Regions from separate parts of the Homo sapiens genome. Here region 2 is linked to region 1. Evidence: chromatin loops called from intact Hi-C (ENCODE). Cell type or tissue: natural killer cell. All regions are shown on one strand. Links, peaks and the distances in the headings refer to the core of each region. The heading gives the core; the rest is flanking DNA.

Region 1 (15,254 bases), core at 2,318-10,317:
TTTCTTCTATTTCTAGTAGAGATGAGGGTTTCGCCATGTTGGCCAGGCTGGTCTTGAACTCCCGACCTCAGGTGATTCGCCTGCCTTGGCCTCCCAAAGTGTTGGGATTTCAGGCGTGAGCCATCGCGTCCGGCCCCCTTGTCTCTTAAAACAAAAAAAAGAAAGAAATTGTAATTGAGGCCCAAAAGTCTCATTCTAATATAATTATCTAATGATATTTTTCTGTGATATTTTTCTCTTGTAGATGTCAACTACATGCTAGAAAGAATGCTATCTTAATGCAATGTGCAAATTATGTATTTTAGGAAACTACTGGCAAGTTCTTGATTTACTCTAGGCTAAGCAAATAGGCCTGTAGGTGGGAGTGAGCGATATGCACATGGCTTGCTCTCCAGTAGAACATTTGTTGAACTCCATCTTGGGGCATGAGAAAGATAACCAAAGAACTGAAATAGTACAACAGCTGTGATTGCCCCACTACCCTCCAGCCTGGGCCGCAGAGTGAAACAACAGGCCAGGCACAGTGGCTCATGCCTGTAATCCCAACACTTTGGGAGGCCGAGGCGGGCAGATCACCTGAGGTTGGGAGTTCAAAATCAGCCTGGTCAACCTGGTGAAACCCCATCTCTACTAAAAATACTAAAATTATCTGGGTGTGGTGGCGGCCACCTGTAATCCCAGCTACTCAGAAGGCTGAGGCAGAGGCTGCAGTGACTCAAGATTGTGCCACTGCACTCCAGCCTGGGAGACAAGAGGGAAACTCTGTCTCAAAAAAATTAAATTAAATTAAATTTAAAAAATAATAAAAACAACAAACAGAAACAGGCCGGCGTGATGGCGTATACCTTTAATCACCATACTTTGGGATTCTGAGGTGGGTGGATGGCTTGAGCCCAGGAGTTTGAGACTAGCCTGAGCAACATGACAAAACTCAACCTCTACAAAAAAATACAAAAATTAGCTGGGCATGGTGGCATGCATCTGTAGTCCCAGCTATTCAGGAGGCTGAGGTGGGAGGATAGCTTGAGACAGGGAAGTAAAGGATGCAGTAAGCCATGATCGTGCCACTGCACTCCAGCCTGGGTGGCAGAATGAGACAGTGTCTCAATTGAAAAAAAAAAGAAAGAAATGGAAACAAGTGGAAAAAAAAAAAAACTAACATAGCTTTGGAAGGATGTAGCGCTAGACTCTTAACTCTCCCATGGCATCTTAGCTACTTTTAGCATCTATAAAATGGGTTTACAATGCTGGCTTATTTGGTACTAAGTCAAATGGGGATGGCTGAATTTTTTTTTTTTTTTTTTTTTTTTTGAGACGGAGTCTCGCTCTGTCGCCCAGGCCGGACTGCGGACTGCAGTGGCGCAATCTCGGCTCACTGCAAGCTCCGCTTCCTGGGTTCACGCCATTCTCCTGCCTCAGCCTCCCGAGTAGCTGGGACTACAGGCGCCCGCCACCGTGCCCGGCTAATTTTTTGTATTTTTAGTAGAGACGGGGTTTCACCTTGTTAGCCAGGATGGTCTCGATCTCCTGACCTCATGATCCACCCGCCTCGGCCTCCCAAAGTGCTGGGATTACAGGCGTGAGCCACCGCGCCCGGCCAAGGCTGAATTTTTAAGAACCTCTAAAGGAATATTTCAATTGAGCATATTATAATTTTTTTGTCTAATGTACTTTTCAGACCATAAAACGCTAAAGGAATCACCTAGGATCTTAAAATATTGCTAAATTGAATAGGTCTGGGGTAGGGCCTGAGAGCCTGAATTTTTTTTTTTTTTTTTTTTTTTTTTTGAGACGGAGTCTCACTCTGTCGCCCAGGCTGGAGTGCAGTGGCGCGATCTCTGCACACTGCAAGCTCCGCCTCCCGGGTTCACGCCATTCTCCTGCCTCAGCCTTGCGAGTAGCTGGGACTACAGGCGCCCGCTACCACGCCCAGCTAATTTTTTGTATTTTTAGTAGAGACGGGGTTTCACAGTGTTAGCCAGAATGGCCTCGATCTCCTGACCTCGTGATCCACCCGCCTCGGCCTCCCAAAGTGCTGGGATTACAGGCGTGAGCCACCGTGCCCGGCCGAGAGCCTGCATTTTTAACAGGCTTCAGGCGATATCTATGCTGCTGAGAGATTATACTTGGAATACCAAGGGTCTAGATTAGAGGATGTGCGTCTGCACCTATTTGTTCAGATGCAAAATTTTTAAAAAGTTTGACCCACGGGGGGAGATGCTAATGGCTCATGATTCACCAAATGAGTGACCACTATGTGTTAGTCACTGAGGATCAAGATTAAAGATCTTGCCCTGCCCTCATGGAGTTCCCAGTCTCACCAGGAAGCCAGACATTTAGCAGGAAACAAAGCCCTCTGCGGGAGGCTTGCGCTTGTCTTTGGCCCCCAGAGTTCCTGGGGCGCGTGCCCGAGCGCTGTACCGTCCCCTCAGCTGATTGGCTGACAGGATTTCCAGGCCTCAGCCAATGAGGCTCCGGCTTGGCCAGTGCCAAGAGCAGCGGTTGTTGGAGTGTAACTGCCATGCTCAGCCGCGATGGCTGGGGCTGCCGGGCGCGTCCAAGATCGCGCCCTGCGGCGGTTTCCCATCACCCTGCCTGTGGGCGACGTGAGTATCTGCGAGGGTAGAAGCCAGACCCTTTCCTCCCACGTTTAGGTGCCTTCCTCGCCCCTACTCCTGGGTAGAGGAATAACAATATTTCTCGAGGCTTCGGCCCAAGGTCTTAGCCTTGTGATCTAGAATCCGCCATCTGTGAGGTGGGTACTTCCTGTGATTTCAGGGGAAACTGAGACTGGCTAGGCTCACGTGGGAATAAATGCAGGAGGCTGAATTCCAATCCAGATGCTCTTATTCCCCGAACACTCTTCTTTCCACGCCCGCTTTGGAAACCAGGTTCCTTCTTAGCCGGAGTCTCACAAAGCGCAGGTGTATTGGGGGTGAACTTAGGAGAGTCTGAAACCCCGATGCTATTTTTAAGTTTTTTTGTTTTTTGTTTTGTTTTGAGACAGGCTGGAGTGCAGTGGCATGATCACGACTCACTGCAGCCTTGAACTCCTGGGATCAAGTGATCCTCCCACCTCAGCCTCAGGAGTAGCTGGGACTACAGGCTCACGCCACCACGCCCAGCTACTTAAAAAAAATTTTTTTTTTTTTTTGGTAGAGACGGGGTCTCCCTATGTTGCCCAGGCTTGCATATTTATTTAGTAGAAGAAAAAACACATGCTAAAATCGTGTACGGGAAGGATAAACACCAAATTTGGCATAGCTGCTGTCTTCCTGGGATGAGTATACGGAGATTATCAATTGGACCTTAGTAATTTTATTTATTAAGTTTTGAGGTGGGAATCTAAGTATTTGTTATACCCTTTCTTGTTTGTCTGAAATACATTTTTAAAAGGGAAACATGGAGCCAAGCACAGCTGCACACACCTGTAGTCCCAGCTACTTGGGAAGCAGAGGCAGGTGAACCTCTTGAACTCAGGAGTTCAAGGATATAGTATGTGCTGTAATGGTGCCTGTGAATAGCCACTGCACTCCAGCCTGGGCAACATAGCAAGACCCTGTCTCTAATTTAAAAAAAACCATGCATATGGAAAATAATTTCAGAGGATAAAGCATACTCAATCCACCCCCACCCTTCTAGAGGCCCTCACCAGGGGCAGCCATGGTTATCAGTTTTGTGTGTATCTTAAGCATTTTTTTTTTTTTTTTTGAGACAGAGGCTCGCTCTGTTGCCCAGGCTGGAGTGCAGTGGCATGATCTCAGCTCACTGCAACCTCTGCCTCCTGGGTTCAAGCAATTCTCTGCCTCAGCCTCCCAAGTAGCTGGGATTACAGGCACCCACCACCATGCTCAGCTGATTTTTGTATTTTTAGTAGAGACAGAGTTTCACCATCTTGACCAGGCTGATCTTGAACTCCTGACCTCGTGATCCACCACCTTGGCCTCCCAAACTGCTGGGATTACAGGCGTGAGCCACCGCACCTGGCCACATTTTTTTTTTTTTTAAGAGGCGATGGTTTCACTATGTTGTCCAGGCTGGCTTCGAACTTCTGAGCTCAGGCGATCCTCCAACCTCAGCTTCAGGAGTAGCTGGGACTGCAGACACAGGCCACTGCTCCGGTCTTCTTAGGCATTTTCCATAGTGTATAAAAGCATATATGGGAGCTTGGGGGCTTTTGGGGTGGGGGTTCCTGTTTGTTTTGTACAAGTGAACCTACTATATACGGTCCTGCAACTTGGGCGATGTAATTTTTAACCTCATTAAAATGTTTTGCAAATTTCATTAACCTCTAGCCCTGTGAAACAATATAATTTATCTGGGAAAATATCCCCAGGGTTGCTTCTGAATTGATGAGATGTAGGTCATGGCTACCAAGGTGGTGTTTGCCTTTTTCTTTTTAGCACATCCTCATGTGTAAGGTCAAAAACAAAAAACAAAAACGTCTTCTCCAGTTAACCCTGTGAGAGTGCAGGAAAAAATAATCATAGCAAGTAGAATGTTCTCTGGAACTGCTTTACCCTTTCTCAAAACGTTTTTACTCTTACAGTACTGGTAAAATTCCACAGAGAACCCACCATGGCTTGATTTTTGTTTGTTTGTTTTTATTTATGTATTTATTTGAGACAGAGTCTTGCTCTGTCGTCCAGGCTGGAGTGCAGTGGCATGATCTTGGCTCACTGCAACCTCCACCTCCCGGGTTCAAGCGATTCTCCTGCCTCAGCCTCCCAAGTAGCTGGGACTACAGGTGCATGCCACCACACCCAGCTAATTTTTGTATTTTTAGTAGAGACAGGGTTTCACCATGTTGGTCAGGATGGTCTCAATCTCCTGACCTCGTGATCCACCTGCTTTGGCCTCCCAAAGTGCTGGGATTACAGGTGCAAGCCACCGTGCCCAGTCTATTTATTTATTTTTTTTGAGACAGAGTTTCACTCGTCGCCCAGGCTGCAGTGTGATGGCATGATCTCGGCTCACTGCAACCTTTGCCTTCCGGGTTCTAGTGATTCTCCTGCCTCAGGCTTACAAGTAGCTGGGATTACAGGTGTGCACCACCATGCTTGGCTAATTTTTGTATTTTTAGTAGAGATAGGGTTTCACCATGTTGGCCAAGCTGGTCTTGATATCCTGACCTCAGGTGATCCACCCACCTTGGCCTCCCAAAGTGCTGGGATTACAGGTGTGAGCCATTGTGCCCGGCCTCATGGCTTGAAATTAACTTATTGTTGTATAATATTGGCAAAATGAAAGAGGTTGGGATTCATTTTTTTCAGATTGTAGGAAAATGCCTAGTTTCTTTCTAGGGAAGTAACAAGGGAAGAGAAGCTTCTTTGATTCTAGTTAGGAGAAAGCAGTTCTTTCATTTAATCCTTATTTTACAACTACTAAAAGCCCAAGATATTTCTTCCTATTTATTTATTTGTTTATGAGGCAGAGTCTTACTCTGTTGCGCAGACTAGAGTGCAGTGACACAAACACTGCTAACTGCAGCCTCAACCTCCTGGGCTCAAGTGATCCTCCCACCTCAGCCTCCCAAGTAGCTGGAACTGCAGGCATGTGCGACGACACCTGGCTAATTTTTAAATTTTTCTTGTGTAAGGATAAGGCCTCGCTATGTTGTTGTTTTCAAACTCCTGGATTCAAGCGATCCTCCCACCTCCACCTCCCAAAATGCTAGGATTACACATGTGAGCTACTGTGCCTGGCCAATCCTGGCACTTTGGGAGGTGGAGGTGGGAGGATCACTTGAGCTCAGGAGTTTGAGACCAGCCAGGACAACACAGCAAGATCTGTCTCTATCTTAAAAAAACAAAAGGCCGGGTGCAGTGGCTCACGCCTGTAATCCCAGCACTTTGGGAGGCCAAGGCAGGCGGATCACGAGGTCAGGAGATTGAGACCATCCTGGCCAACATGGTGAAACACCATCTCTATTAAAAATAGAAAAACTAGCTGGGCATGGTGGCGCATGCTTGTAATCCCAGCTACTTGGGAGGCTGAGGCAAGAGAATTTCTTGAACCCAGGAGGTGGAGGTTGCAGTGAGCCGAAATCGTGCCACTGCACTCCAGCCTGGGCGACAGAGCCAGACTCAATCTCAAAAAACAAACAAAAACCCAAGTGCTGAGATTACAGGCATGAGCCACCACACCTAGCTCTATTTAATTATTTTACTATTTTAATTTTATTTATTTTTTTCCTAGACAGAGTTTTGCTCTGTCACCCAGGCTGGAGTGCAGTGGCCCTGTCATGGCTCACTGCAGCCTAGACCTCCTGGGCTCAAGTGATCCTTCCGCCTCGGCCTCCAGAAGTGCTGGGATTACATGCATGAGCCACCGCACCGTCTGTTTTCTTCCTTTTTAACATTCTCCTGATTCTACAACGCTTACATAGGAGAGCTGCAATTCCTCCTCTTGGGGTACAAATTTATGAGTGCAGGTGCAGTTTTGTTACATGCCTAACAAGATTGCATAGTGGTCAAGTGGACTTTTAACCAAATGGGTTGTCAGGGCTGATTGCCAACATCTGGACATTTTAAATTACCAATCTGAAAAGGGAAACAGCTCTGTGCTTGTTTTGCATTTTGGTGACTATTGGTAATGGTTTTCTGTTTTGATATATTCAATCTGTTCAATCTGTATTAGTGCCTACTCTGCCACTGTGTTGGGCGGGAATCTGATTTTGTTCTTTGGTTGGAGATCCAAGTTAACCAGAGCTTAGGCATTTTAAGATAACTACCTCAGCTTGATAGGAAAGCTTGCTCTGCCCGGGGTTGAGGGGTACGGGTCTGAGGGCAACAGAATCGACAGCCTCAAGTGGGCAAAGGGTGGCCAAACAGGAGTGGCCTCCGACGTCACTGTGGCGCGCCGCTTCCGGTCTGCAGCCTTGTAGTGGGGCTGGAGCAGAGCCTGCCGCGAACCCCCGGAGCCCACGATCCCTCGTGCCATCCCTCGAATCCACCAGCACGAGCGTCCCACCCGCGCCTGGGACCATGGCCACTGACTCATGGGCCCTGGCGGTGGACGAGCAGGAAGCTGCGGCTGAGTCGGTGAGTTGGCTTCAGCCCTAAAAGGGTCAGGGGACTAGTTCTGGTCGGAGACTTGGTCCCTGGGAAAGAATGTTTCCCAGGTTGATTAGAGGCTGGATGGGGTGGCGGGGAGGATAGGGATGGAGCCTGGACCCTGAGCTGGCTTTGTTTACGCAGCCGCCTCCGCGTTACGTAAGCGCAGGTGAGTGCTCCTATCGGTAAAGCGCTCAGCTGCCTGTCTGTCTTCCTGGAACCAGGAAGAATCATAGATTGCACCCATCACCCTAGATTGTGTTTTGTTTGTTTTTAATTGAAATAGAGACATGGTCTTGCTAGGTTGCCCAGGCTAGTCTGGAACTCCTGGTCTCAAGCTATCTTCCTGCCTCGGCCTTTCAAAGCACCAGGATTACAGGCTGAGCCATTGTTCCTGGCCGCCCCGGTTTGTAATAGTTATTTTAGGTGTCATTCTCCACCTCTACATTCAGAGCTTCTTTGGCTCAGGGACCATGTCTTTGCTCATATTTGTGTGCTTCCTCAGTGATAAATGATGGACCCAGTAGGTGTGGCAGTCAGCAAATCCTTTCCTCATCGGCTTCACTTTGTTCTTTTTTTCTGGACCTGACACATGGTAAGCAAGAGATGTGTTAAACACTACTGCGTAGAATTAATTTCTCCCACCGAAACACTTTAAATCCTAGTAGGCTTTGAACCTACTTCTGTTAGTACTTATTGCTATGACTTCCTCAAGAATAAGAACCTTGTCTTTTATTTTTTATAGCTCATAAAAAATAAGTTGTATATACACATTGTTTAAAGAGTGAAGTTATTTTAAAAACAACGGTTCCCGCCAATTTTTTTCCTCCCCAGAGGCAACTCCTTTTTTTTTTTTGGAGACAGGGTCACACTCTGTTGCCCAGGCTAGGGTGCAGTGGAGTGATCTTGGCTCACTGCAGTCTCTGCCTCCCAGGCTCAAGCCATCCTCCCACCTCAGCCTCCTGAGTAACTGGGACTGTAGTCATGTGCCACTATGCCCAACTACTTTTTGTATTTTTTTTGTAGAGATGGGGACTTGCCATGTTGCCCAGGCTGGTCTCGAACTCCAGCGTGCAAGTGATCCACCTGCCTCAGCCTCCCAAAGTGCTGGGATTACAGGTGTGAGCCACTGCATCCAGCCTCTTTTTTCTGTTTCTTTCTTTCTTTACATATATTTTTTGAGAGAGGGTCTTGCCCTGTCACCCAGGCTGGAGTGCATTGACACCATCTCTTGCCAACTACAACCTCCCCTTCCCAGGCTCAAGTGATCCTCCCACCTCAGCTTCCTGAGTAACCGGGACTACAAGCATGTGCCAACATATGCAGCTAACTTTTTAATTTTTTGTGAAGACGAGGTCTCACTATATTACCCAGGTTGGTCTTGACCTGCTGGGCTCAAGCCATCCTCCCACCTCGGCCTCCCAAAGTGTTGGGATTATAGGCCTGAGCCACTTTGCCTGGCCCTTTACTTTTCTATAAAATTTATTTTACTTGGAATTCTTAATTGCCTTATGTTTATGCTTCATTTTTTTTTCTTAATTATCAATTCAACCCCAAACTGTCTTCCAGTTGTCTAAGTTTATCTCAGGATGCTTAGACTCATCAAGTATTCTATCAATTCCATTTCTCCTAGGCCTTTAAGTCTGCTTCAAATTGGACTAGTTACTCCTGTCTTTAGAGCACAGTTCATATTGGGGAATAGAGGGAACAGGGCAAATTTCCCTTCAGCCTCATTCTGCAGATTCCTTCCTCCTTTCTCTTGTCTTTTGGATCTCTTGGATCCCTTCCTTTCTGTACCCCTACTTTTCCATCTTTCTTGATTTATTCCTTATTTTAGTGCAGCCATCTGTCAGCTTTCTGGAGGTGTACGGGAAGTAAATTACTTTAAGAATATTCCATGTCTTAAAAAATCTAACTTTGCCCTGTAATTTGGATAATAGTTTGGCTGGGTATAGAATTGTAGGTTGAAAATTATTTTCCTGCCAAATTTTAAATGTATTGTTCCATTGCCTTCTAGATTTCTGTATTTGTTGTTGAAATGTTTGAGACCATCCTGATTCTTGATGTGACTTGTTTTCCCCTTTCTAAGCTTGGAGAATCTTCTGTTTGTCTTTAATATTCAGAAAATTTATGGTAATATGTCTTGGTATGGGTGTATTTTCATCCATATTACTGGCCCCTGGGTGTGGGTACTTTCAATCTGAAAAACTCTTGTTCTTCAGTTATGAGAACTTTTCCTGAATAATTTCATTGCTGATTTCTTCTTCTTTGTTTTTTCTTAATTCCCTCTTTTCCAGAACTCACTTTCTCTCTTTCTTTCTCTCTCTCTCTTTTTTTTTTTTTTTTAAGACAGTGTCTGTCTATGTTGCCCAATTTGGAGTGCAGTAGCTATTCACAGGCAGAATCATAGTGTACTACAACCTTGAACTCCTGGGCTCAAGTGATCCTCCTGCCTCAGCCTCCCTCGTAGCTGGGACTACAGGTGCGCACCACTGCATAGCTTTTCCCAGAACTCTTATTAGATGAATGTTGGATCTGTTGGACTGGCCCTTTAATTTTTTTTTTTTTTTTGAAATGAAGTTTCGCTCTTGTCCGCCAGGCTGGAGTGCAATGGCACGATCTTGGCTCACTGCAACCTCTGCTTCTTGAGTTCAAGCGATTCTCCTGCCTCAGCCTCCCGAGTAGCTGGGATTACAGGCATGTGCCACCATGCCTGGCTACTTTTTGTATTTTTAGTAGAGGTGGGGTTTCACCATGTTGGCCAGGCTGGTCTTGAACTCCTGACCTCAAGTGATCCGCATGCCTCAGCCTCCCAAAGTCCTAGAATTACAGGCGTGAGCCACCACACCTGGCCAGCCCTTTAATTTTTTTAAAAGTCAGGTTTATGGAGGTATAATTTACACAGAGTAAAATTAAACTTTGTTAGTGTACAGTTCTATGAATTTTGACAAAAGCATACAGTTGTGTAACTACCACCACAGGCAACACATAAACCCTCTCTACAAAGAACTACAACTTCTTGTAGTTCACTCCCTCTCCTCACCCTTCTCTGGCAGCTGCTGATATGTTTTCTGTCATTATAGTTTTGCCTTTTCCAACATGTCATAAAATGGAATCATATATATAATATATAACCTTTTGAAAAGTCTGGCTTCTTCCACTTAGTATTATGCATTTAGAATTCAACCAAGTTGCATGTATCAGTAGTTCATTCCTTTTTATTGCTGAGTAGAATTCCACTGTGGATATATATACACAGTTTGCTTATTCTTCTATTGATGGACACTTGAGTAATTTTCAGTCTGAGACAATATGAAGAAAGCTACTCTATACATTAAGGTACAGATTTTTGTATGGACATATGTTTGCATTTCTCTTGGGTAAAGTCAATATCAAAGAGTAGGATTTACTGTGTTATGTCGTATGTGTTTAACTTTGTAAGTTATGTGCCAAACTATTTTCCAAAGTGTATCATTCTGCTTTTCCAACAGCAATGGATGAGAGCTTCAACTGCCCCACACCCTTCCCTGCACAGTATTGTCAGTTTCCTTCATTCTAATAGGTACATGCTGGTGTCTCATTGTGGTTTTAACTTATATATCTCCCTAATGACTAATGATGTTGACAATCTTTTCATGTGCTTATTTGCCATGTATGTAACTTCTTTGAAGTGGCTTTTCAAACCTTTTGCCCATTTTTAAAGTAGGATTGTTTTTGTTTTTAGTTGGGAAGTTTCTTTATATATTCTGGATAGAAGTTCTGTTTTTTGTTTTTGTTTTTGTTTTTTTTGAGACAGGGTCTCACTCTGTCACCCAGACTAGAGTCAGGCTAGAGTGCAGTGGCATGATCTTGGCTCACTGAAACCTCCACCTCCTGGGCTCAAGGGATTCTCCCACCCTGTCTCCAGAGTAGCTGGGACCACAGGCATGCGCCACCACATCTGGCTAATGTATGTATTTTTTGTAGAGACAGGGTTTTGCCATGTTGCCCAGGCTGGTCTTGGAACACCTGGGTTCAAGCAATCCGCCCACCTGGGCCTCCCAGAGTGCTGAGATGGATTACAGGCATGATAAGTCCTTTATCGGATATGTTTTGCATATATTCTCTCAAACTACAACTTGTCTTTTTTCAACAGTACTTTTCAAATAATAGACATTTTCAACTTTGATTAACCTAATTTATCAATTTTTGTTTGTTTGTTTGTTTTTGAGACGGAGGCTTGCTCTGTCGCCTGGGCTGGAGTGCAGTGGTGCCATCTCGGCTCACTGCAAGCTCCACCTCTCAGGCTCACGCCATTCTCCTGCCTCAGCCTCCCGAGTAGCTGGGACTACAGGCGCCCACCACCACGCCAGGCTAATTTTTTTTTGTATTTTTAGTAGAGATGGGGTTTCACCATGTTAGCCAGGATGGTCTCGACCTCCCGATCTTGGGATCCGCCCACCTCGGCCTCCCAAAGTGCTGGGATTACAGGCGTGAGCCACCGCGCCCGGCCTAATTTATCAATTTTTAGATGATTAGTTCTTTTTGTGTTCCAAGATATACACCTTATCCAAGGCCACAAAGATTTTCTCCTGTGTTCTCTAGAAGTCTTATAGTTTTAAATTTTACATTTATGTCTGTAATCCATTTTCCATTTTGAGTTAAATTTTTTCTAATAAGGGGTATGCATTGAGGTTCATCTTTTTTTTTTTGAGGCGGAGTCTGGCTCTGTCTCCCAGGCTGGAGTGCAGTGGCGCAATCTCAGCTCACTGCAACCCCTCGCCTCCGGGGTTCAAGCAATTCTCCTGCCTCAGCTTCCCTAGTAGCTGGGATTACAGGCACCCACCACTATGCCCAGCTAATTTTTGTATTTTTAGTAGAGACAGGGTTTCACCATATTGGCCAGGCTGGTCTCAAACTGCTGACCTCATGATCTGCCCGCCTCGGCCTCCCAAAGTGCTTGATTACAGGCGTGAGCCACCGTGCCTGGCCGAGGTTCATCTGTTCATCTTTTTCACAGAGATGTCTTTTTTTTTTTTTTTTTGAGACAAAGTCTTGCTCTTGTCCCCCAGGTTGGAGTGCAGTGGCGTGATCTCAGCTCACTGCAACCTCCACCTCCCAGGTTCAAGCGATTCTCCTGCCTTAGTCCCCCGAGTAGCTGGGATTACAGGCGCCTGCCACCAAGCCTGGCTACTTTTGGTATTTTTAGTAGAGACAGGGTTTCACCATGTTGGCCAGGCTGGTCTCAAACCCCTGACCTCAGGTGATCCATCCGCCTTGGCCTCCCAAAGTGCTGGGATTACAGGCGTGAACCACCACTCCTGGCCAGAGCTGTCTTAATTGTTCCAGCACCATTCGTTTAAAAGTCCTTTGGTTTTCTTTTTTCTTCTGTTTTTCATCTTTGTCTCTTTTTTTTTTCTTTCTTTCTTTCTATATTTCCTGGGAGATTTTCTCAAGTACTGTCTGGTATATTTCATTTTCACTTCTACTTTCTTATTTTTAATTTCAGGAACTTTTTTCTTCTTCCTTTACTGTTCCTTTTTTACAGACAATACCCTGTACGGCTTTCATGGTCATAATATCCTCATCATTTGGAGGATATTTTTCTTCTTCTCTCTGCTCAGTCTCTGTTTCATGTGAGGCGTGTTTTATCCATATATTTCAGTGTCTACTTTTTTGTGATGACTGTTTCTCAGATGTCTGTAATCCTTGCTTGGCCACTCATATTTAAGAGTGAGTGACTAAAAAGTTGAGTGGAAGCTGTAAACACATGAGTGGGGCTTGTCTATTCTGACCTTAACTATATATCTTTAGTGGTCTATGTCAGCATCCTGAGAACTTTCCTCCCGGTCTGGCCAGATTTTGCAGAGAGGGATCCTCTAAACTCCTGCCTAGATGGTGGAGGTCTGACTCAGTGTTCTGGAATCTAGGTGGAGGAAAGGGTGAGGGAGGTCTCAGGACCCAGAATACCTGCTTCCACTTAATGCTTCTGTTTTCATTATGGCATCCCCTCCCTTAACTGTGGTCCTTATCCATTTGAGCATTTCTCATGCCTAACCTGGCAGGCATTGTTAACTGAGTAAATGAACTGTGTAGTTTGTTATTTGTTGCAAAGAAACTTTTGATCATTCACTCTCAATATGTAAATATCTATTTAGAAATTGCATACTTTACTGTTTTATTAAATATATTATGTACATTGTAAAGCAAATAAAAAAGTAATAAAGGCTGAGATAAAAATGAAATAATGCTTTCCTGTGCTTGTGTGTGCTGGCTTCATATTTTTATTAGCCAATATCTCAAGGCACAATATACACTTAGAAAAAAAACACATCATTAGTCAACGTAGAGATAAATATGTGTTTCAAGTAGTTCTGAGAGGTTTTTTGTTTTTTTAATTATTATTTTTTAAATTTTTATGTATTTATTTTTTGAGACAGAGTCTCACTCTGTCGCCCAGGCTGGAGTGCAGTGGCGCAATCTCGGCTCACTGCAAGCTCCACCTCCTGGGTTCACGCCATTCTCCTGCCTCAGCTTCCCGAGTAGCTGGGACTACAGGCGCCCACCACCATGCCCAGCTAATTTTTTTGTATTTTTTTGGTAGAGATGAGGTTTCACCGTGTTAGCCAGGATGGTCTCGATCTTCTGACCTCGTGATCCGCCCGCCTCGGCCTCCCAAAGTGCTGGGATTACAGGCATGACCCACAGCACCCGGCCTGTTTTTTTTATTTTTTAGTTCTGAGAGTTTTGACTATTTTAACTAACTTCTTGTTAGGTCAGTTTTGTTGTTGTTGTTGTTGTTGTTTGTTGTTGTTGTTGTTTTTGAAATAGAGTCTTACTTTGTCACCCAGGCTGGAATGCAGTGGTGTGTACATGGCTCACTGCACCCTTGACCTCCCAGGCTCATGCAGTCCTCCCACCTCAGCCTTGCAAGTAGCTGGGACTACAGGTGTGCACCACCACACCTGGCAAATTTTTGTATGTTTTGTAGACATAGGGTTTCACCATGTTGCTCAGGGCAGTCTCAAGTTCCTGAGCTCAAGCTATCACCTGCCTTGGCCTTCCAAAGTGCTGGGATTATAGGCATGAGCCACTGCACCCGGCCATTCAGGTCAGGTTAAATTGTCATTGTTTTAACCTATTAATGTGCCTAAGAGGGTTTGTTAGGAGTAGGTAGCTTTGACATTTTCTTTTTGGCTTGAGTTTGCATCATAGAGTTATCTTTTGGATAGAACAGAAACTCATAATAATGAATCCAGTGATAATAAAAACTCAGGTATGAAATGATTAACTCTTGCTGTTTTTAGCAGGCCCAAACTAGCCATTTTATTAACCTTACAACAACAAATTCCTGCATTTTATGAAACAGAATCTTGAGACCCTATTATTATGACATTATGGTGAGATTAAAGTGTACAGTTCACTGATGGTTGGTGTATTCAGAAGTGTGTAGCTTATATCACAGTCAATTTTAGAACATTTTCATCACCCCAAAAGGAAACTCTGTACACATTAGCAGTTACTCCCTGTTTCCCTACAAACTCCCCAGCTCTAGGCAATCACTAATCTACTTTCTGTCTCTTTAGATTTGCCTCTTTTAAACATTTCATATAAATGGGAACATACGGTATGTGATCCTTTGTGACTGGCTCCTTTTATTTAGTATAATGAACTAAGGTTCATTAGTTGTAGCATGTATCAGTACTTTATTCCTTATTGTTGCCAAATAATATTCCATTGTGTGGATATACCACATTTTATTTATCCACTTATCAATTTCTGGACATTTGGATTATTTCTACTTTTTAGCTACTATGAATAATACTGCTTTTGATTAATGTACAAGTTTTTGTGTGGACATATAGTTTCAATACTCGGGTATATATCTAGAAGTGGGACTGCTGGATTATATAGTAATTCTGTATTTAACTTTTGAGAAAGTGCCAGGATGTTTTCCAAAGCAGCTGCATCATTAATCTTTAAGATTAATATTGTCTATGAAATAATATGTCTTTTTTTATTTTTTATTTTTTGGAGACAAGAGTCTCGCACTGTCTCCCAGGCTGGAGTGCAGTGGCACCATCTCGGCTCACTGCAACCTCTGCCTCCCGGGTTTAAGCGATTCTCATGCCTCAGCTTCCTAAGTAGGTGGGATTACAAGCACGTGCCACCATGCCCAGCCAATTTTTCATATTTCAGTAGAGATGGGGTTTCATCATG
Region 2 (15,254 bases), core at 7,255-15,254, 51 kb before region 1:
TGTGAATAATTTTCCTCAAAAATCAAGCTTTCATGTTTGAAGAAGAGTTTATTGTGACTTCAAACATAAGCTGTAACTGGTAATAAGCGAAGCAGCTATGGAATTATACAAGGCAATCCAATCAAACAACACGGAGCACATTGAAGCGCAAACATCAAATTTTACCTTCTTCCTCCTAAAAACTTTATTCCCTAATTACATCCATTACTTTCTTTCTTTGTTTCTTTCTTTTTTTTTTTTTTTCTTTTGAGACAGAGTCTGGTTCTGTAGCCCAGGCTGGAGTGCGGTGGTGTGATCTCAGCTCACTGCAACCTCCACTTCCTGGGTTCAAGCAATTCTCCTACCTCAGCCTCCAAAGTAGCTAGGATTACAGCTGTGCACCACCACCCCTGGCTAATTTTTCTATTTTTAGTAGAGGTGAGCTTTCACCATGTTGGCCAGGTTGGTCTCAAACTCCTGACCACAAGTGATCAGCCCGACTTGGCCTTCCAGAGTGCTGGGTTTACAGGTGTCAGCAACCATGCCCAGCCTACACCTATTATTTTCTATTAAAAATAATGTTTTTCAACTCTGTGTGGTCCAATAGGAAGAAGAAATACACAAACCATAAACAATAAATACAAATCAAGAGCAGGGCCACGTCAAATTACTTAAAAAAAAAACACACACAGGCTGGGCGCGGTGGCTCATGCCTGTAATTCCAGCACTTTGGGAGGCTGAAGCGGGTGGATCACCTGAGGTCAGGAGTTTGAGACCAGCCTGGCCAACATGGTGAAATCAAGTCTCTACTAAAAATACAAAAATTAGCCCGTCATAGTGGCAGGTGTCTGTATCTCAGCTACTCGGGAGGCTGAGGCAGGAGAATTGCTGGAACCCGGGAGGCAGAGGTGGCAGTGAGCCGAGATTGCACCACTGCACTCCAGCCCAGGTGACAACAGCATGACTCTGTCTCCAAAAAAAAAAAAAAAAATTCCCCCCCCCCCAAAAGAAAGACTAAAGGTTGAGTATCCCTTATTCAAAATGCTTGGGACCAGAAGTCTTTCAGACTTTGTATATGTTTGGATTTGAGAATACCTGCATATATATAAAATGAGATATGTGGGGGATGGGACCCAAGTCTAAACACGAAATTCACTTATGTTTCATAGACACCTTCTATTCATAGCCTGAAGATCATTTTATGCAATATTTTAAATAATTTTGTGCATACAACAGTTTGGACTCATCACATGAGGTCGGGTTTGGGGTTTTCCACTTGGGGCATCATACTGGTGCTCAAAAAGTTTCAAATTTTGGAGCATTTTAGATTTAGGATTTTCAGATTAGGGATGCTCACCAGTAAGTGTTATGAAAATATTCCAAAATCCGGCTGGGCATGGTGGTGCTCACCTGTAATCCCAGCATTTTTGGAGGCCAAGGCAGGTGGATCACCTGAGGTCAGGAGTTCACAACCAGCCTGGCTAACATGGTGAAAACCCATCTCTATTAAATACAAAAAAATTAGCCAGGCGTGGTGGCGCATGCCTGTAATCCGAGCTACTTGGGAGGCTGAAACAGGAGAATCGCTTGTACCTGGGAGGCGGAGGTTGCAGCGAGCCAAGATCGCACCATTGCACTTCAGCCTGGGCAACAAGAGTAAAACACTATCTCCAAAAAAAAAAAAGTATTCCAAAATCCAAAATCAAAAACACTTCCAGTCCCAAGTATTTCAGATAAGGAATATTCAACCTGTATGAATGTTTCTAGGGAAAAAGAGACAGCCAAAATATAAGACCATGTATAAGAACTAACTTCAGTAGACAGAAAGAAAAAAGTACCAGGGGAAGAAGAAAGAGACCGCATTTTAAAACAACTATACAAATTTGAGCTGTAAGAAACACTGACATTTTCTATAAGCATGCTAGAGCAAACAGGAGAAATTCATAAGACATTTTCTAGAAAATAAAACTAATATAAAAAAACTTATCAAGATTTGTCAAGGAAAAAGAAGAAAAGTTAAATATAATGGCAAGAAAACATTCCTACCAATTTTATTTATCCAGGCATGTCTTAAATATGGCTGTTTGTTACATGGAGAAACCTTAAATGCATACTGGTAAGTGAAAGAAGCCAATTGAAAAGGCTACATACTATATGACTCCAACTACATGGCATTCTGGAAAAAGCAAAATGATGGAGACAGTAAAAAGATCAGGGGTTGCCATGGGCTTAAGATGGAGGGAGGGAGGAGTGGGGAGAGGGAATGAGGAAGGAGTGGGTAGAACATAAAAGATTTTTAGGGAAGTGAAACTATCCTGTATGATACTGGTAATAGGGGATACATGTCATTACACATGTTAAAGTCCATAGAATACATAACACAAAGTAAACTATGAAATTAGTTAATAATAATATATCAATATTCACTCCTTTGTAATAAATGTACCACACTAACACAATATGTTAATGAGGGGGAAACTGTTGGGATGAAGAAGGTATATGGGAACTCATTGTTTTCTGCTCAATTTTCTGTATATCTAAAAAATAAAGTCTTTTAATTTAGAAAAATATATCTAAGCTATATTTTAAGGCCTTAATACTGTGACATTAAAGTGTTTAGACACCTAAATAGGACACACTTATTTTACAGTTATCATGGGCATTTTTTCACATTAGCAAAGAGAGGTGTAATTCTGGCAGAAATGCTCAGCAGAATGTCATCTAGAATTTGCTTTAAAATAAGCCAGTTAGAGATGAAAGGATAGCAAAGAGGCCTAGATGAAACCAGATGGGCCGTTTGCTTCTAATTATAGAAGCTGAGTGTTAAATATGTACAAATTTATTATACTATGCTCCCTATTTTTATGTGCTTCAGAATGTCCATAATAAAAGTGGGGGGAGGATATTTATGGTTAAGAAATTAAAGGAGGCCAGCCGGGCACGGTGGCTCACGCCTGTAATCCCAGCACTTTGGGAGGCCAAGGCAGGCAGATCACGAGGTCAGGAGATCGAGACCATCCTGGCTAACATGGTGAAACCCCGTCTCTACTAAAAATACAATTGTGCCACTGCACTCCAGCCTGGGCGAAAGAGTGAGACTCCGTCTCAAAAAAAAAAAAAAAAAAAAAGAAATTAAAGGAGACCAGGCATGACTGCTCACACCTGTAATCCCAGCACTTTGGGAGGGCAAGGCAGGAGGATTACTTGAGACCAAGAATTCAAGTCCAGCCTAGACAATGCAGTGAGACCCCTTCTCTCCAAAAAATACAAAGGTTAGCCAGGCATGGTGGCATGCATCTGTAGTCCCAGATAGTCGGGAGGCTGAGTGGGAGGATCACTTGAGCCCAGGAGTTTGAGGCTGCAGTGAGCTCTGATTGTACCGCTGCACTCCAGCCAGGGGAATATAGCAAGATCCTGTGACCAAAAAAAAAAAAAAAAGAAAAGAAAGAAAAGAAAAGCAAAAAACAAAGAATCTGGTGCGTAGAGCAATGTTTCCTCAGAAAAAACGAGTAAAGCTACACTGAGACTAGCTATCAACCACTAAAAATAGAGGCCTGGCAGAGTGGCTCATGCCTATAATCCCAGTACTTTGGGAGGCCAAGGCAGGTGGATTTCTTGAGCCCAAGAATTCAAGACCAGCCTGGGCAACATGGCAAAACTCCATCTCTACAAAATAATATAAAAAATTAGCCAGGTGTGGTGGTGCACGCCTGTAGTCCTAGCTACCTGGGGGGCTGAGGTGGGAGGATCACCTGAACCCAAGAGGTCAAGGCTACAGTGAGCCAAAATCATGCCACTGCACTTCATCTTGTGCAACAGAGTGAGACCCTGTCTCAAAAAAAAATTGCATTAAAAATAAAAGTAAATAGACACTAAAATGAAGGCATAGATTATAAGACTGATGAATGTACTCTAAAAAAATAATATAATAAAGCAAAGCCCTTATGTTTTTTCTTTTTTGGAGACAGGGCCTTTTTTGTCACCTTGGCTGAGTGCAGTGGCACAATCAGAGCTCACTTCAACCTCAAGTTCCTGGGCTTAATCGATCCTCCTCCCTCAGCCTCCCGAGTAGCTAGGACTGCAGGTGCACACCACTACACCAAGCTAATTTTTGACTTTTTGTACAGATGGGGTCTCACTACATTGCCCAAGCTGTGCCAGAATTCCTGGATGCCAGCAATCCTTCTGCTTTGGCCTCCCAAAGTGCTGGGATTACAAGCATAAGCCACCATACCCAGACAAAGCCCTTAATTTCTTACATATCGATTTAAGGGCCTGAATAAACCAACACATTAAAAAGGAAAAGAATAATTCACATACCAGCATGAGTAAATTCAAGACTGAGATGATATAATCGGTACCACAAGTCTGGCAATTCTCCAGTTGGTCTAATCCATATGTAATGACCATGTCACAATGTATAGTCATGCTAGGATCCAAGCTGCCGAGCAAAACACCAACACACTCATTAGCAGCTGTCAACACAGCCTCAGAAAAAAACACCTGGTTTGCAGCCGTCACACATCTCATTACTCTGTACAGAATCTGTAAATGGGGAAAACAAGCAGCTTTTTAAAAAAATTCACGTGCTTCCACAAAGCAAGGAAATACTTTTTATTTAATGCAATTTCAACTGAAAATTAACTGCTTGCCTTGCCAGCAGTCTCTTAATATTCTAGTTCTCAGTAGCTGAATAATGATACCTTTACTACAATATGTAAACATGATCTTGGCTAAAAAATCCTAAAGTGCTACTATGACAGGAAATGGAATCTGCCATCCTCTATTTCCCATATACCCAACTTCGTTTCTCCCAATGTCACTAAATGGCTGAAGCTCAGAATCTTTATCATGAAATACACCACGACAGTAATGGTATTGACAGCATGGGAATAGCCTGCCCACACATACTACAAGCTAGCTCTTGGGCTTTTGGGAATCAATCTTTCAAAACTGAACATACAAGTCACTTTAAGCTTATTAAACTTTCTATCTACTGATGGTCTCTTTTGAAAGATAAGCACTCTCATGCTTACCACATAGTATCTTCAAAAATCATATGATTTCCAATACACACACAAACAAAATCCCCCACTTAACTATAATGGCCAATAATTGTGTACTAAATTTCTAATAAAATAGGGGAGAAAACAGAGCAAATGTTAAAAAATACTTCTATAATATTTAACAACCAATACATACAGGATTTTATTTAGTCTACCCATAATTTTCATTAAAAGTATCCTTGGAGGTTGGGCATAGTGACTCACATCTATCATCCTAGCACTTTGAGAGGATTAGCTGGAAGGTTCTCTTGAGTCCAGGAGTTTAAGACCAGCCATGTCAACATAACAACACCTCATCTCTACCAAATTTGTTTTTAAATTGGTTGGGCGTGGTGGCTCACACCAGTAGTCCCACCAACTACTTGAGAGGCTGAGGTGGGAGGATCACTTAAGCCTGGGAAGTCAAGGCTGCAGTGAGCCAAGATCGTGCCACTGCACTCCAGCCTGGGCAACAGAGACCAGTGGCTCATGTCTATAATCCCAACACTTTGGGAGGCTGAGGTGGGAAGACTGCTTGAGGCCAAAAGTTCAAGACCAGCCTGGGAAACACTGAGACGCCATCTCTACAAAAATAAAAAATTAGCAGGAGCTATGGTGGGAGGATCACTTGAGCCCAAGAGATAGAGGCTGCACTGAGTCGTGATGGCACCACCCCACTTTAAAAAGAAAAAAAAAAGAGCTGGGTATGGTGACACCCGCTTGTAGGGCTGAGTGAGGTGGGAAGTTCACCTGGGCCCAAGAGTTCAAGACTACAGTGAGCTATGATTGCACTACTACACTCCAGCCTGGGTGAGAGAGTGAGGCTCCAGCTCCAAAAATAAATAAAAATAAAATAAAAAAATAAAAACCCCACCATTCTACCATTCTCAAAGGCCTAAAAGATCCTCATAAATCAATATACACCTATCCTATAAATTATGTCCCTTTTATTTTATGTCTGAATTAACAGCTTTTTATTTCAACTCTGTACAGTCTTCAAACAACCACCTTTTAGACATTAAAAATGAAGCAAAGATATTAAACCATTTTGAAACCATATTGGTTTAAAATACCGATATGCTGGTTTCATTTATCTTTAAGTTCTGACATTTCTGCTCAAGTACACAACTTACTATATAATCAATATCCTATTTTATTTAGCAACATGTTCAGCAAAAGTATATGCTCCTAAAAGCAAGTTTTATCCTAACGGTAAAATTTTCATCAGTTAGATTAAATTTTTTATGACTGTATCACACATGCTTCTTTCTCCTTATTCACAGCCGAGTACAATGCCTGGGGTTCATTTCTTGTGTCTTTTCCACTGAACCCTCATTGGATGTGCTATATACAGTGCAGCTAATGTTTGAGGCTGCTGAAGTGTGGCAATCTATCTACCTCATTTTTAATTTGTTTATGTTCTTTGATATCAGGCTATCAAAGAATATAAAGATATACAAGTTTTCATATGAGTTCCATCTTATGCTCAGAGAAGATTACTTTCTGAGGCTTCTCCTATAGTGTGCTATTCGTAATATGTTGAAAAACTAAAAGGAAACCCAATAATTTAAAAGTAAAATTATAAGAAATATTATTTAAAAATGAAAGAATAAGATTTAAAAATTCAGAGTGGCCTTTTGTCATGGGAGGGTAGGGAAGTTGGATGAAAGGAGGATGAGATATAAAAGGATTCCCTGCTTTTCTGGTTATTTAAGAAAGCAGTCAGACAATATATACATATACACATACATACATACATGCTAAACAAATGAAGGATTAATAACAGTTCACCTGGTAAAGAGAAGCATTTACAATGTAAAACAATTTTATTTTTGAATGACACTTCAAATGCCCAAAAGCACTTACATCTGTTACGTATGCCTCAGTAATCGGAGGACCCGAATTGGGCTGAAGCGTTCCCCAATGCTCCTCACCACAGTACTAAATACCCGGAGAAGCGCAGTCAGCTTTGGTAATGACACTGATGGAGGAGGGACGTCTTCATCCACTGATTCCCCAGAGGCCACATGGCTGAGGTCCTAGATGTGAATTCACAGCATTCTTAATAAGTAGTACATTGTTTAAAAAAAAAAAAACTCTAAAATATTTCAATCAATTCATTTTAGAATAGATTTTTAGGCTTTTAGAAAGAGAACTGTGGCCCATGAGAATATTCATGACTCTGAATATAAAAATGGGTTTTACCTAATTATTTCAAAAAGCCAACATTAAACCCAATAGACAACAAATTAAGGAAATAATCTCTTAAATCAACTCAGAAAGCTGTTGGGGAAAAATAAATTCTAGCACATATGCTCTAGTTATATGTAGGTATAAATGAAGACGGAAGCTTTTGCCACTCCTGAATTAGTTTTTGGCTAAAAATCTCATTCTAGGTATTCTTTGAGCCACTCAGCTCAACAGTAAGTCCTCCAAACCAAGAGCATGCACATGAAGAGCAAAGGGAGATTACAAGACCTGGTCTACAGATGTGTAACTGAAGAAGTACGATATATGAAAAGGACAAGATTCGCAAAAACTAGGATACTAGAACCAATCTATACATTTACCTAAAATTAAGCACCAAAATAACAGAAGAGAATGAGATCTTAAGGATAACAAGGGGAAGCATCTCTACAAACTAGAATGTGTGGCTTATGAGAGGTAGATCAGCTTTAAACGTGGGCTGTGAAAAAAGACATTCTAGGTGTGGGGGCAAAGAAAAAACAACACAGAAGCAAAACATTTCCTTGCTTTTCTAGGAAAGAGTAAACACATCAGTACAGCTAAAGGTACTGAATTCCTGTTGACTACAAGCAGCAAAGATGATAAAAACAAGATGAGGCCAAAATCTTTATGGGAGCCTTGATTGGTTGATCTGAATAGGGGAGAAACACAAAGAGATTCAGATAAGAGATAGCACAGAGTTAAGCCATGACAGTGGGGCCAGAAAAGCCAAGTACCAGTAACAGAGGCTTCAGCAGTGCTCTTAAAGCTCCTATGCTATATTCGTACAGCCACAAAAGCTGGCTGAAGCCAAGGCCTGTCCTCCAAAGTACGATTCAGATCTCCCGTACATATGTAAGAGGAAAATCTTTAGGAGCTTTTGGTGTTTTGTGTTTTTTTATAACACAACATCAATTTGCTTTAAGACTCTGAAGACTGGGAACAAAAAATAAAAATAAATAACAAAAAATGTCTTTAGAAAAATACCAGCTACCAAGAGTATGTAAAGCTTTGCGAAATACGAAGCTTGCAACGTTTCTTTTAGTCTCTCCAGTAATTCTCCTGGTAACTTAAATACATCTGAAATAAATGTTTAAAATACTGACTGAGCACGGGGGCTCATGCCTATAATCCCAGCATTTGGGAGGCCGACGCGGGTGGATCACCAGTGGTCAGGAGTTTGAGACCAGCCTGGCCAACATGGTGAAACCCCGTCTCTACTAAAAATACAAAAATTAGCTGGGCATAGTGGCGGGCACCTGTAATTCCAGCTACTCAGGAGGCTGAGGCAGGAGAATCATTTGAACCCAGGAGGTGGAGGTTGCAGTGAGCTGAGATCGTGCCATTGCACTCCAGCCTGAGTGACAGAGTGAGACTCCGTCTCAAAAAAAAATTTTTTTTTCAAAATATTGCAATGGGCTTGTAATTTCTGCTTAAATGTCAGGAGGTCTGAGCCATTTTAAAATAAATCTAGCACAATTTAAGATTTTTTCTTAACCAAAATTTTAAGAAACAGCTTTCTATATACTCACCTCAGCATATGCTTCCATGTCTTCTAGAAAATGACCAAGAAGAGTCGTAGAAAATGCAAGATCAGCTACCCAAAATGGCTCCAAACTCTGCAACCACCCTTGGAATCGTATAAGAAATTGTGAAAGGGTGGGGGGAGAAAAAACACCAAAAAATCCAAATTAAAAAAATATAAGAGGCTTGTTTTAAAAAGTATCCGGTTTTCAAGCAGCATACCCTAAAACATGTCCTATATCATAAAATTAAGACTGCTAAACATGCTGATCACGATTAACCAATACCTCTTTAATTAATACCTCTTTAATTTCTGCAAAAATTAACATGTAAATGTTATTTCCTTACTTTTTCAGTAAATTTCCTATCTATATTGTCACTACACATGACTTAACACTAAAATGCCACAATCTACCATTGGCCTGGCTAATCCCAGGGCCACATCTAACCATTAAAGGTGTATACTTATCTCCTCAGTGAAAATGAAACAGACCACTATCACCTGAATATCCTATTTTCAAAAGTTTATTACACCAAGTAAGTTACGAGAAACTATGACACTTGAAACAAGCTGAAATGTGCAAATGAGCCATGCTAGTCATTCACTTAACTCCAAAAAAATGGGAAACAAAACCATTTCTCATTTATGACAATTCTCCAAATTAACCCTATTTCCTTTTTTAAAAAAATAACCAGAAAAACAATAAAATGTTACAAATAACTTGGATCTTCCATTGTCCACTTCAGGGTATTGCCACTGCAATATATTCTTACCATATACTTTTTCCTACCAGTACAAACTACAAATAACTTGGGTAAGTCCTGTCTGTACTTATTCTACCCACCTACTAGTAATTTCTTCTGAAAATATATATTTAGCTAACAAGTAATGTTCATTTACAATATAACATTTCTCTGAATTAGTTTTCTTGCATTATTAAAGAAATGTTATTGATAGATGGTCACTGGGGGACCACTGCTCCTCCCCGACAGTATTTAAATAACTGGTATAGGCTGCAAGACTTACCAGATACCTGCTGCGTGAGCGAAGGTTTCTGAGTATGATCTATATGCCATCCAACTAATATATCAACTGTATCCTTGATGGAAACAAAGAGAGAGGGGGCCAATCATTTTAAGATATTACTGCCATTCACCTGTGGACCATTCCACAGCAAAAGATCCTAAAAGGAGCATCTATGTTCTACCTACTCAACATTCTAGAAACTTAGAAAGGGGAGAGGGGCAGGAAAATAAAAGAACTACATTTCTGACAACAATGAAATAGTTTATTTTCTTCAAATATTTTAAGGTACGAACGTCAGAAATAAAAATGCAGCATTTAACCCTGGAACCTCAAATATCACTGATTATACTCAAAGGAGCAGAGGCATTGTTTTCCATCTGATTCCTCAGTTCCTCACACACACAACCATCCCCCTCACCCCATGATCTGAAAAGCGAAATGAGGAATTCACCCTAAAATTAGTGTGGAGAAAACAAGCAAATTAGGTTATTTACTAAGTGACTACATAAAAAACTGAGTATGAGACCAAGAAAAATAGATTCTGTAGTTTTAGTTAAAAAAAAAATTGACTTGTAAATCCCAACTACTCGGGAGGCTGAGACACAAGAATCGCTTGAACCCAGGAGGCAGAGGTTGCAGTGAGCTGAGATTGCACCGCTGCACTCCAGCCTGGACAATACAGCCAGACTCCATCTCAAAAAAAAAAATAATTAATAAATAAATAAAATAAATATACTGAAAATATTTCACTCCACTAAGATGTTAAGCTAAAAACAAATACTGTTTTCTCTTCTTCAATGTTTGTTAACATTAGTCCTTAATAACATCTGTTTACAATATCCCTAAATGCTCTCTTTAAGATTCCACCTGTGATTAAATTTCAAATACAAAAAAGTAAAACGGATTTGGGAAACTTTTCTATAAAGTACAGCAATTAATTTGCAATCCAAAATATAAAGCAAATTTTATATAATTTATGCTTTACTATATTAGTACTTGCTTCACATTAAAATTAAAGATCAGTATGGCACCACACATGAATAACATGCAGGCTCAGGTTACCATTATACATAAATTTTTAAAATAAATATATGGCAAAAATAATAATTGTCATTCCATTGAAAGAATATTTATTTTGCAGCTGTTAAAAGACATTTTTCCCTAAAAAAAGAAAAGCTGTGCTTTACATAGCAATCTTATAAAAGAAATGCTAGAATCAGAAAACCATCATTTTAGGCTGGGTGCAGTGGCTCACACCTGTAACCCCAGCACTTTGGGAGGACGAGGCAGGTGGATCACTTGAGGTCAGGAGTTCAAGACCAGTCTGGCCAGCTCGATGAAACTCCGTCTCTACTAAAAATATAAAAATTAGCAGAGCACAGTGGCACCTGCCTGTAATCCCAGCTACTCAGGAGGGTGAAGCATGAGAACTGCTTGAACCTGGGAGGCGGAGGTTGCAGTGAGCCGAGATTGTGCCACTGCCCTCCAGCTTGGACAATAGAGCAAGATTTCGTCTCAAAAAAAAAGAGAAAAAGAAAACCATTATTTTGCAATAGCCAATGTTATAATCTACACAGGCACAGACTATCAATGCTAAAAATCATTTAAAAGACATCTTAGGGGTAATTACAGAAATTTGAATATAGAACACATATGTAATAAAATTCATTTTCTTAGGTATGATTACAATATTCTTGTTATACAGAAGAAAAACCTTATTCTTGGGAGATGCAAACTAAAACATTATGGGTTGAACTGTCATCATGTGTATGGTTTTCAGATGCTCAACAAAAGTGTGTGAGAAAATAAAACTGGCAAAATATTAGTAACTGGTAAATCTAGGTGAAGCATATTATTATGAAATTATTATCGTATTTACAGGTATTTATTTTACTGGTGCATCTATCTTTCTATGAATGTGAGAATTTTCACAAGAGCTGGGAAAATGTTCATAATTATGCATGCAGAATAAGCCCAAGCTGGTGGCATTCTGTTCAGTTACAGGTAATTTTCTGAATCTTCCCTCAAATTTTTCTCAAACCTCTATAATCAAGGGGAAAAATGTTTTGTTTTGCTTTGCTTTTTTGAGATAGGGTTGCCTATAATGGAGTGCAGTAGCTTGACCATAGCTCACTGTAGCTTCAACCTCCCAGGCACAAGCGATCCTCCTGCCTCAGCCTTCAAGTAGCTGGGACTACAGGTGCATACCACCATGCCTGACTTATTTTTTTTCCTTTTTTTTTTTTTTTTTTTTTTTTGATAGAAACAGGGTTTCACCTTGTTGCCCAGGCTGGTCTCAAACTCCTGGACTCAGGCGATTCACCAGCCTCAGCCTCCCACAGTGCTGGGGTTACAGGAGTGAGCCACCATGCCCAGTTAAAAATACACTTTTTATTTAAAAAAAAAAGAGAACACTCCTTATATTTCCTTTATATTTTGTAAACTACATACCCAAAATAAAGCATATCAAAAACTGTAAAAAAAAAAAAAAAAAACCCTAATATCAGATATTCCAGACACAACAATACCATAATTTAATCACTTAAAATCTTACTCAAAACTAAATCAATGATCTTTTAGGCCAGGTGTGGTGGCTCATGATAGTAATCACAGTACTTTGGGAGGCCAAGGCAGGAGGATCACTTGAGGTCAGGAGTTCAAGACCAGCATGGCCAACACAATGAAAATCCATCTCTACTAAAAATACAAAAATTAGCCAGGCTAATGGCACACTCCTGTAATACCAGCTACTTAGGAGGCTGAGGCAGGAGAATCGCTTGAACCTGGGAGGCAGAGGTTGCAGTGAGCCGAGATCATGCCACTGCACTCCAGGCTGGACAACAGAGCAAGACTCCGCATCAAAAAAAAAAAAAAGATATTTTAATATATTCAGATACACAAATATGAAATAAAACTAAGTAGAGCTGGTATTCATTTACACATAATTATCTTATACCGTTTGGAATAAGAATTTGGGGCACGTTAGCAAACCAAAAGGCTCAGAAAGACGTCGTGATATTTAGTTCTTGTCTCCCTCTACAAATGTGAAGCACTCTTCTATCCGGCATTCCTAGTGGAGTTCCTATTTTCAAATTTGCAAATCATTCTGGTGCTAAGCAATCTCAAAAAAAACATTTACTAAAAACCAGAGGAAAAAAATCTTATAACTTTGGGAGGCTGAGGCAGATGGATCACTGAGATCAGGAGTTTGAGACCAGCTTGGCCAACATGATGAAACCCCATCTTCTCTAAAAATACAAAAAGTTAGCTGGGTGTGGTGGCAGGTGCCTGTAGTCCCAGCTATTCCAGAGGCTGAGGCAGGAGAATCACTTGAACCTCTGAGGCGGAGGTTGCAGTGAGCTGAGATCGCGCCATTGCACTCCAGCCTGGGCAACAGAGTGAGACTCTGTCTCAAAAAATAAATATAAAAAAATAAAAAGCTGCTATTCTCCATTAATACCTGCAGGCCCGACAAAGGCAGCCTAGGAATTCTAGATGAATGGAATGAATACAACTTGCTGGAAGTTCTTAGGAAACAAAATGACTATTCACAGAACCAAATAAAAGCCTTCCACTAGAAACTAAAAATAATAATAATAATAATAATGGTTTTATATATATGCATACACAAGCAAAGCCAGAAGAGAATAAATAGCAAATGAATGAAAACTAGAAGCAAAAACAAACAGGAAACCATCTCTACATTTTTTTTACTCAATCGACCCTGAATGCTACAGCATTATCCAGGGCCGCAGAAAACACACATAATACTTTATTCCTGATAAACAATTCGATGTCCTTAAGTCCGCCAATATCACCGTACATTCTGTGCAATCAAGAAATTTACTCAGCTGGGCACAGTGGCTCACACCTGTAATTCCAGCACTTTGGGAGGCCAAGGCGGGTGGATCACCTGAGGTCAGGCATTCGAGAACAGCCTGGCCCACATGGCGAAACCCCATCTCTACTAAAAATACAAAAATTAGCCCGGTATGGAGGCATGTGCCTGTAATCCCAGCTACTTGGGAGGCTGAGGCAGGAGAATGGATTGAACCCAGGAGGCAGAGGTTGCAGTGAGCCAAGATTGCACCATTGCACTCCAGCCTGGGCAACAGAACAAGACTCCATCAAAAAAAAAAAAAAAAAAAAAAGAAAGAAAGAAGAAAAGAAAATTAGCCAGGTGTGGTTGCATGCACCTGTAGTCCCAGCACTTTGGGAGGCCAAGGCAGGAGGATCAATCAAGGCTAGGAGTTTGAGACTGCAGAAAGAAACCCTGTCTCTAAAAAAAAGGTCCAGGTAATTTCAGGGTCCAGCTCCACCACAAGCGCAGCTCCAGGGGCTGTTGAGTTTTGCCTTTATCATTCCAAGTAGTCCCTGCTCCAGACCAAGTCCCACCATCTGGCAGTCAGGTCAGTCCAACCACAGTCATATCAGGGCCCTTCCAGGAATTCTCGACGCAAACTGGAGGCCGATGGCGCGGGTCTTTTCGTGGACGGCGGCAGCACGGTCCTCGGCTTGCGTCCGTAGTTGCTCAGGCTTCTGGTTCAGGGCTGGGCGGCGGCGCCCCTGCGGCGGGCGGCCCGCACCAGGCTCTGCTGCAGCACGGGGTAGAGGCGCTGGCAGCCCTCGAGGCCCAGGCGTACGGCCTCCGCCCAGCTCTCTGTCAGGCCGCCCTCGCCGCTGCCCAGCAGCCCGGCCACCTGATTCAGCACAGGCATGAGCGCCACGGTGAGGCCGGCGGCGGCGCGCTCTTCCTCGAGCCGCGTGGGGTCCAGGAGCCAGGTGGGCGCGGGCCCCGGCGCGAGGCTGAGGCCGCAGCCCACCACCAGGTCGTACATCTCCACGCCCGCGTCGGCCAGGGCGAGCGCGGCGGCGGTGAGCGCGGCGGCCAGGGCCGAGCCACCGTCCTCCAGCAGCAGCGCCGACACCTCGAGCTGCGCGCGCGGGTAGCGGCCCAGGCGCACAGCCGGCTCCAGCGCCTCCTGCAGCGCCAGCGCCAGCTCACGCTCCTCGCAGCCGCCCGGGGGAGCGCGGCGCCGGCGGCCCGCGAAGGGTGCGCGGCGGAAGTCGCAGAGCAGGCGACCGCGCAGCGCGGCCGGGGCCTCGCCGCCTGCTCCGGCCGGGCCGCCGCCGCGCTCGCCGCCCTCGGCCTGTCGCGGGCCCGACACGGCACACAGCACCTTGGTGCCTCCCGCCTCCAGGTAGGCCGAGCCCTTGGCCTGGCTCAGCAGCCCGGCGCGCGCGTACACGGGCCGTAGCCGCGTTGGGTCGCGGGTGCCGGGCGCCTCCTCCTCGTCGGCCGCGTACAGCTGCGGCGGCTGCGATTCTTCAGGGCCGCGGATGCGGCGGTGATCCCCAGGCATGGCGGTTCTTGGCGTGCGAACCCCTTCCGCCCAACGCCCTGCCGCATCCACTGGTTCTTCCGTTGTTTAAAGACGCGCGGCTGCGCATGG

Evidence for each region. A loop is a pair of places that touch in the nucleus more often than their neighbours do. Peaks named below come from ENCODE experiments on the same cell type or tissue, not always from the same donor. Only the 100,000 strongest peaks of a DNase experiment are listed, where the experiment ranks them.
Region 2: a loop joins it to region 1, with 9 times the contacts of the local background. A loop is called at or near these places in 13 of 110 quality-filtered maps.

What each region holds. Positions count from the first base shown.
Region 1 is chr16:70,292,312-70,307,565 of GRCh38, forward strand. DDX19B (DEAD-box helicase 19B) reads left to right here and starts at 6,875. Exons shown (of 12, transcript NM_007242.7): 1 at 6,875-7,043. The coding sequence starts at 6,987. RefSeq lists enhancers at 6,695-6,989, 6,721-6,950. In natural killer cell, for the core only: no CTCF peak of the experiment used is centred there; DNase peaks (open chromatin) are centred at 6,910 and 7,210; H3K4me3 peaks cover 1,327 bases; H3K27ac peaks cover 1,553 bases.
Region 2 is chr16:70,236,737-70,251,990 of GRCh38, forward strand. It overlaps EXOSC6 (exosome component 6), which reads right to left and starts at 15,204. Exons shown (of 1, transcript NM_058219.3): 1 at 10,042-15,204. The coding sequence starts at 15,164. The coding sequence ends at 14,346. It also overlaps the pseudogene SMG1P7. RefSeq lists silencers at 14,411-14,730, 14,861-14,950. In natural killer cell, for the core only: no CTCF peak of the experiment used is centred there; DNase peaks (open chromatin) are centred at 14,855 and 15,245; H3K4me3 peaks cover 847 bases; H3K27ac peaks cover 645 bases.